Linked DNA regions of Homo sapiens: region 2 is linked to region 1. Evidence: chromatin loops called from intact Hi-C (ENCODE). Cell type or tissue: PC-3. All regions are shown on one strand. Links, peaks and the distances in the headings refer to the core of each region. The heading gives the core; the rest is flanking DNA.

Region 1 (4,399 bases), core at 256-4,255:
TAAGACTGTGTCCTTTGCAGAGACATGGATGGAGCTGGAAGCCATTAACCTCAGCAAACTAATGCAGGAACAGAAAACTAAACACTGCATGTTCTCACTCATAAGTGGGACCTGAACAATGAGAACACATGGACACAGGGAGGTGAATGACACACACTGGGGTCTATTGAGGAGCAGGGGTGAGGGGAGGGAGAGCATCAGGAAAAACAGTTAATGCATGCTGAGCTTAATACTTAGGTGATAGGTTGATAGGTGCAGCAAACCACCATGGCACACATTTACCTATATAACAAAACTGCGCACCCACACATGTACCCCAGAACTTAATAAATACAACAAAAAAGTGTGTAGCCTCCCCGCTTCACACTCTTCTTCCTGCTCCAGCCATGTAAGATGTGCCTGCTTCCCCTTCACCTTCCACCATGATTGTAAGTTTCCTGAGGCCTTCCTGGCCTGTGGAATTGTGAGCCAATTAAGCCTCTTTTCTTTATAAGTTGCCCAGTCTCAGGTAGTTCTTTATAGCGGTATGAGAATGGACATTCCCAAGTCTTCCTCTCTAGAGGCAACTGGATTCCATCATTTATCTGGTTCTTTTTGTACATCAATATTCCTAAATAAATGTTAGGTTTGGACATTCTCATTTAACTTGCCATTGTGAAGGAAAAGGATTTAGTTCTTTTACACAAACTCTATACTACAAAATTATGTTCATTCTCCATCCTCCCAATAAGAAAGTGATGAATGTTTTGATTAAATATTCAGTTTTTATGACAATACAGATATTGTGGAAGGCTGAGGCATATATCCATGCTTGTATGCAATGATTATATTTTATATCTTTATAATTTTCCTCTTAGCATTAATGTCTTTTTAAAAACAAGTTGATTATATTTTATTTCTTTTTTCAAAAATTTAAGGCATTCAGATTTTCTCAGGTATTGAATATAACACATATGAATGTACATAATACCCCATGTGAGAAATTTTACAAATACCACTTGAACCATTGATAAACTGTTTTTTGATCTTGCTGTTGTTTTTCTTGCTGCCCATTAACGGTAAATTCTAGAAAATTTTCAGTTATTATTCCCATGAAGTATTTACAGATTTACTCTATATTATTACATTTCTAACCAATGCATTATATGTTTTAAACTTTATACAATTGCACCATGCTGCATATTTTCTTGTAAACCTTGCTTTTCCCCATCAATGGATTTTTGAGATTTCTAATGCATGTAGTACTAACTCATTTTATTGTTATAAATATTCCATTGTGTAATTATATTCACAATGTATTTATTTATTATAAACCTGAATAGTATCTGACTGTACTGAATATTGAGGGTAATTGGAACATAATGGTAAACATTTGTGTATCTAAACACCCAAAAAGGACAGTGAAAATATTGTATGAAAATAAAAAATGATACATCTGTATAGGGAACTTAACCATGAACGGAGCTCGCAGGACTGGAAGTGGCTCTGGGTGAGTCAGTGAGTGAGTGGTAAGTGAGTGTGAAGGCCTAGGACATTACTGTACACTACTATAGACTTGATGGACACTGTACTGAATTTCTAATTTTTCTTTCTAAAATAATTAACAGCTTACTGTAACTTCTTAACTTTATAAATCTTTAACTTTAAACAGCTTAAAACACAAACACATTGTACAGCTGTACAAAATTTTTTTATATCCTCATTCTATAAGGTTTTTCTATTTTAAATTTTTTTCATTTTATTTTACTACTTTTTAAACTTTTTGTTAAAAATTAAAACACAAATACACACATTAACCTAGGTCTACGCAGGGTCAGGACCATGAATATCACTGTCTTTCGCCTCCACATCTTGTTCCACTGGAAGCTCTTTAGGGGAAATAACACGCATGAAGCTGTCAGCTCCTATGATAAAAATGCCTTTTTCTGGGATACCTCCTGAAGGACCTGCCTGAGGCTGTTTTATAGTTAACTTTTTTTTATAAGTAGAAGGAGAACTCTCTCAAATAATGAGAAAAAACACAGTAAACACAAAAATCAGTAGTAAGATGGTGGTTTATTATCAAGTATTATATACTGTACATAATTGTATATATTATGCATTTATAAGAGTGGAAACACAGTAGGTTTGTTTACACCAGCATCACCACAAACAAGGAAGTAATCATTGTGCTACAACATTATGATGTTAGTAAGTGATAGGGATTTTGTAGCTCCATTATAATCTCATGGGACTACCATCATACATGCAGTTCACTGTTGGCTGAAATGTTGCTATGTGGCACATGATTATATTTGAAACATCTCTAGATTACTTATAATACTTAATACAATGTAAATGCTATGTTAATAGCTTTTATACAACTTTGTTCTTTAATTCGTATTGTTTTTAGTTTTGTATTTTTATTTTTTACTTTTTCCTCCAAATATTTTCAATCTGCAGGTGGTTGAATCCATTAATGTGGAACCCACTGGATTTGGAGGGCTGACTGTACTCAACGTTAAGCTATAAACATATTGCTGTAAGAATTTTATTACGTGTCTCTCTGCACACAAAGATGAGAGGTTTTTTTAATAGTGTTTATACCTGGAAATAAAATCAATGAGTCATGGAACTTGCTCCTTCAGTTTTAATAGATAATGCCAAATAGCTCTCCTAAATAGCTAAGATCATTTTAAACCACTCAGCACTTTATAAACACTCCAGTGTTTCTTGTCCTTACCTACAGTTGGTATAGTCAAGCTTGTTATTTTTTTGCCAATCTTATTGTGTAAAATAGTTCTCATTATTGTTTTATTTTGCGTTTTCCCAGTTATTAGTGAGGATTTCTTTTCATGGGTTCATTGGCCATTTTTTTTTCCAAATTGCCTATTTGTAGGTCTTGTTTGCATTTCACTTATTAATTTTAGAGAATTATTTATATATTTTGGCAGGGATAGGGGAAAAGGAAGCAGCTTGAAATACCTCGGAACATTCTGTTCTTAACAAGGCCTGCCCTCAGGAGAAATTATTTTACCACAGCCTAACATGCTGAAGTTATATCAGAGCCTGACCGACCTAGATAAAGGCAGACATGACTCTAACCCCCTCCAGCCACCCTGTCCCACTTAAGAGAGAAGAAAGAAACCTGAGCAGCACTGATGAAGTTTACAGTCCAGAGGCTCAGGCTCACCAAAGACGAGACCTAATCACAGGACTATAGAACCCTCCCTTACCCACACCTTCCCACCCTGTCGCTAAAGGCCCATTTAGCACAATTCTTCTTACCCAGTATGTCAAGTCTGCCTTTCAACACAAAATTATAAGGCATACTAAAATAAGTAGATCAGTTTGAACACTCAACAAGCATCACAACCAGCGTTAGATATGGCAAAAATGTTAGGATTATCAAACCAGGAATTAAAATAAGCTAAAATGAATATATTAAAGGCTTTAAAGAAAAAAGTACATCGGCCAGGCGCGGTGGCTCACGCCTTTAATCCCAGCACTTTGGGAGGCTGAGGTGGGCGGATCACAAGGTCAGGAGATTGAGACCATCCTGGCTAACACGGTGAAACCCTGTCTCTAGTAAAAAATACAAAAAATTAGCCGGGCATGGTGGCAGGTGCCTGTAGTCCCAGCTAATCGGGAGGCTGAGGCAGGAGAATGGCATGAACCCGGGAGGCGGAGCTTGCAGTGAGGGGAGATCACGCCACTGCACTCCAGCCTGGGAGACAGAGCGAGACTCCGTCTTAAAAAAAGAAAAAAGTACATCATACAAGGCCACAAAATGTAAGCAGAGACATAGGAATTCTAGGAAACAACTAAAAGAAAATATTAGAGATAAAAAATACTATAACAGAAGTGAAGAATATTTTTGATGGAATTATTAGCAGATGGGACATGACTGAAGAAATAATTCTGAGCTTGAAGATATGAAAACACAAACTTACAAATCTTAAAGGCAAAAGGATGAAAAAAGTCTTTAAAAGACAAAAGAGAACTGTGAGATGATTACAAAAGATGTAACATACACATAATGGGAATACCAGAAGGAAAAGAAAGAGAGAAAGGAACAGAAGCAATATTTGAAGTAATAATGGCTGAGATTTTCCTCTAATCAATGTCAAACCAAAACTACAGATATAGGAAGCTCCCAGAACACTAATCATAACAAATGCCAAAACATCACACCTAGACATATCATACCCATACTGGAGAAATTCAAAGATAAAGGAAAAACTTGAAAGAAGTCAGGAGAAGAAAAATCTTACCTAGGGAGGAGCAAAGATAAAAATTACATCCAACCTCTCCTCAGAAACAATGTAAGGAAGCAGAGAGTTGAGTGAAATATTTAAAGTGTTGAGGGAGAAAAGCACCAACTTAGAATTCTGTACCTTGTAATATTATTCTTCAAAAG
Region 2 (4,399 bases), core at 264-4,263, 73 kb before region 1:
TGTTTCTTGTAGAGGTGGGGTTTCACCATGTTGCCCAGGCTGGTCTCTAACTGAGAGATGGGGTTTCACCATGTTGCCTAGGCTGGTCTTCAACTGCTGGGCACAAGCAATCTACCCAGCTCAGCCTTCCAAAGTGCTGAAATTATAGGTGTGAGACACGGCACCAAGCCAAAAGCTATCATATTTTAAATGAAATCTTATTTATACCATCAGTTTGTTTAATACATTTAAACTTTGTGATAAGCTTAATCATTATCACCAATTCTAAATAATGAGGTTCACATTAGTATAATTTTATGTGTGCAACAAAGTGGTCAGTGCTTCCAAGTAGCACATAGTTTAAAACAGACAGATGACGCCTTATATGAAATTAGGTTTCCGAACTGCCAAGCTTTTGCTTAAGGTTCTGTGTGCTGTTTGGGAAAAGGCCCAGATGCAGCAAGGCAAAAATAGGGAAGGTTTCAGAGTCAGACTGATAGAATTTAGAGTCCTGGTTCTATCACTTTCTAGCCTTAAAATCTCAGACACATCTGCAGATCCTCTGAGATTTTGTCTCCTCATCTGTAAGATGCTGGTGTGAGGGTCAGATGAGATAGTGTCCATAAAATAGCTAGTGCAATTCTTGACTCCTGTTGGGTACTCAAAAGATGGTGAATGTCATTAATAATTCTGGTGGCTTTAGTATTGCCTACAAATACTCTGACACACCTCCCTTCAGAAGGTAAAATATCTACTTCTTCTCCCTCTGGATGTGGGCTGGACAGTAACTTGCTTCTAATACCTAGAATGTGGTGAAGTCATAATGTGAGACTTCCAAGTCTGTGTCATGAAGAGGATACACATTTTGCTGCCACCCTTCATGTTGTGAGAATGCTCAAGCAGCCTGGGAAGGGGCCCACATGGGAGAGCCCAGTGTGGAGGAGCTGAGGCCTTCCACCAGCATCCAGCACCACATTGCTGGCTGTGTGAGGAAGCCACCTTAGAAGCAGATTTTCCAACCCCAACTGAGCCTTCAGATGATTGCAGTCCTGGCTAACATCTTGTCTGCAGCCTCACGAGAGACCTTGTGCCTAAGCCATCCAGCCAACTTGTTCCTGATTCCTAATCGAGATAGTGCGTATTGTCTTAAACCACTACACTTTGAGATAGTTTGCTATATAGCAATAGATAATTATTACAGTAAAAATTGCAGTAAAACTCACCCCAGAGTAGGATGAAACACGTGAATCAGTTAGCAGCCAGTTTCTGTCCAGGTAGTTACAACAGAAACCAAAAATCAAGATGGTAATTAATTTGTTAACGTATTTATTTCTTTAGCAAATTTACAGAGCCCTGCCTGGGCCGTGGGCCCCATCTGAGCTGCTGAAACCAGGATCTGTTACTGGACAGAGACAAAGGCTCTCAATGCCCTTCGTACCCAGATCTAACCCAGGCCTCAGTGATACCTCTAAGGTTCTTCTGTTCAGCTGCTGCTTCTCATCTCTCTGCCACATGCCATAGGCATGCCACAACTGTCTTCTCCTGGGACCACTGACAGAGCAATCTCTTAACTGGCCTTCCTGCTCACATTCTTGTCCAATTACAAGACACATTGGTAATGATCAATGATAAGGAGGCACTCTGAACTATGTAAACCAGATCTAATTATTTTCCTGCTTAAAACTTTATGGTGTCTCCCCGTCCACTTAGAAAACAACCAGACATTCTCTGGTCTATAAAGAAAGACCATGATCTGAACCCTACTTACCTACCTCTTCAAACTTGCTACCTCCCTTCACTCTATCCTTCTTCCTTCTCTTCCTTCAGCTCATTGTCAGGTATTGTTACCGTAAGGACACCAGTGAATTACCCCTCTCTGATCCATGTCCTTGTGTGGCCCTCCCACATTAACTACAGTCTTGGCCATGTGACTTGCTTTGACCTTTGTGACAAGAGCAAATATGATATATGAAAAAGCTTAAAAAACACTGTAGATTTGGGATTTCTTTTTCTCTGGCTGGAAGAAGGCTCAACTACTCTGCTGCTTCATGAGAGACATAGGAGTCACTTTCCTCCATCTCTGCCAGCCTCCAGACATAATGTGAGCCCAACCATCATGGGCTAAGCCCAACCCAAACTGCTGAGCCACAGAGTTGTGACAAATACATGATTGTTGGGCTGAGTCACCAGGTTTTGAGGTTGTTTTGTCACTTAGCAATGGGTAACTGATAAACACACCAAACTCACTCCTGAGTCCTGGGACTCCTTGTTGCCTCTGCTTGGCCATGTCCTCTCATGGAAGGCTCCTTTTGGTCATTTAGATCTCAGTTTAAATGCCACCACTCTGAAAGGGCTGCCCTGACCACTCAGGCCAAAGTGGTCTTGTGTTCACTGTAGAAAAAACAAACTTTTATTTCTCTGTTCTCATCCTACAATATTAAGCACAGAATCCTTCTGTGACCAGATGTGTGTGGGGTTTTCTTCAACCACCAAGCAAGCCATCGATTCTTCAGAGAATGCCAGCTGAGAGTCTCCTCATTCAATTCAATTCTGACACCGTCCAACTGGAGACAGAGTCAGATCACACAGGTCAAGGACTCAGTCCTAAAAAATGAAGCACCACCATTGATGTTGATTGGAAACCCTAAGTTGTTTACCTGCACTTCTGACCAATCAGCTACAAATCAGGGTTCCCAAAACCTCCTCTATCAATTTGATAAATTTGCAAGAGCAGCTCAGAGAACTCAAGGAAATGCTTATATTTATCAGTTTCTTATAAAGGACATTACAAAGGACACAGATGAAGGGACCCATAGGGCCAGGTATGCGGGAAAGGGTATGGAGCTCCCATGCACTTTCAGGGTGCACCACCCTCCAGAAGCCCCCACATGTTTGGCTGGTTTTTTTTGTTTGTTTGTTTTGTTTTTGACAGAGTTTTGCTCTTGTTGCCCAGGCTGGAGTGCAATGGCATGATCTTGGCTAACTGCAACCTCCACCTCCTGGATTCAAGCAATTCTCCTGCCTCAGCCTCCCAAGTAGCTGGGATTACAGGAATGCACCACCACACCTGGCTAATTTTGTATTTTTAGCAGAGACAGGGTTTCACCATGTTGGTTAGGCTGGTTTTGAACTCCTGACCTCAAGTGATTCACCTGCCTCGGCCTTCCAAAGTGCTGGGATTACAGGCGTGAGCCACCGTGCCCGGCTATGTTTGGCTATCTGGAAGCTCTCTGAATCCTGTTCCTTTCTTTGGGTTCTTACAAAAGCTTCATTACATAAGTATGACTATTAAATTATTGGCCATTGGTGATTGGCTTAACCTTCAGCCCCTCTCTGCTCCCTGGAGGTTGTGGGGTGAGGCTGGAAGTCCCAACCCTTTAATCTTGCCTTGGCTCTTTGGGTGACCAGCCCGAATCCTGAAGGTACCTAGGGGCTGCTAGTCACCAGTCCACTTATTAACATACAAAAAGACACTTGCCATTTTAAAGGTTCCAAGGATTTTAGGACAAAGACCAAATATACATTTCGCAACCTCACATCCGCTCTCTGCATATCGTCATGTTTTCCTTATACTGCAGCACTTCTTATGGCCTGATGTTTTCTGCTTTACCACATTTTATCAGATCTAAGACACTGTGGATTGTAACCCACATCCCAACTTCAGAAACTAAAAAATGTGAATAAAAAAGAGTGGTTTGAGAGGCCAGGCATGGTGGCTCATGCCTGTAATCCCAGCACTTTGGGAGGCCAAGGCGGGAGGATCACTTGAGGTCAAGGGTTTGAGACAAGCCTGGCAACATGGCAAAACCCTGTCTCTACTAAAAATACAAAAAGTAGCTGGGCATAGTGGCACGCACCTGTAATCCCAGCTACTCAGGAGGCTGAGGCAAGAGAATCACTTGAACCCAGGAGGTGGAGGTTGCAGTGAGCCTAGATCATGCCACTGCACTCCAGACTGGGCAACAGAGCAAGACTCCATCTCAAGAAAAAAAAAAAAGAGTGATTTGAGTTGATAAAATACAACCTTTGATGATTTATTCCTTTTTGTCTCTCTGTGGGAAATATATGCCCCATGAGGGGAGGGACTGCCTCCTTGGTCTTGCCTCCTCCAATTATTCTCCATATTAGAGTAAAAGTAAACTTTCTAAAATGCTAATCTAATCATGCCACTCTTCTTAAAATGATTTATTGGCCCCTCACTCCATTTAGGACAAAATGAAAATTACTTCCATGACTCACATGCCCTCTGAGACTGAGCTCTTGCTAACACACCCACCCTGAATCGAGTCACCCTCTGCTTCGCTTATTTCTCCAGCAGCGTCCTCCTGCTCTGGGTCCTGGACCACATAATCTTGCCTCCTGGTCACCACTACGCTGACTCTTCCGGATGTTCTCCCTCCTCTTCCCACAGCTAATGCGA

Evidence for each region. Peaks named below come from ENCODE experiments on the same cell type or tissue, not always from the same donor. Only the 100,000 strongest peaks of a DNase experiment are listed, where the experiment ranks them.
Region 2: a loop joins it to region 1, with 6 times the contacts of the local background. A loop is called at or near these places in 1 of 110 quality-filtered maps.

The regions. Positions count from the first base shown.
Region 1 is chr10:36,095,274-36,099,672 of GRCh38, forward strand. No RefSeq gene overlaps it. Among named protein-coding and RNA genes, the nearest start is that of LINC02630, 200 kb to the left of the region's middle. In PC-3, for the core only: no CTCF peak of the experiment used is centred there; DNase peaks (open chromatin) are centred at 1,488 and 2,578; H3K27ac peaks cover 2,266 bases.
Region 2 is chr10:36,022,004-36,026,402 of GRCh38, forward strand. No RefSeq gene overlaps it. Among named protein-coding and RNA genes, the nearest start is that of LINC02630, 130 kb to the left of the region's middle. In PC-3, for the core only: no CTCF peak of the experiment used is centred there; a DNase peak (open chromatin) is centred at 2,148; H3K27ac peaks cover 1,642 bases.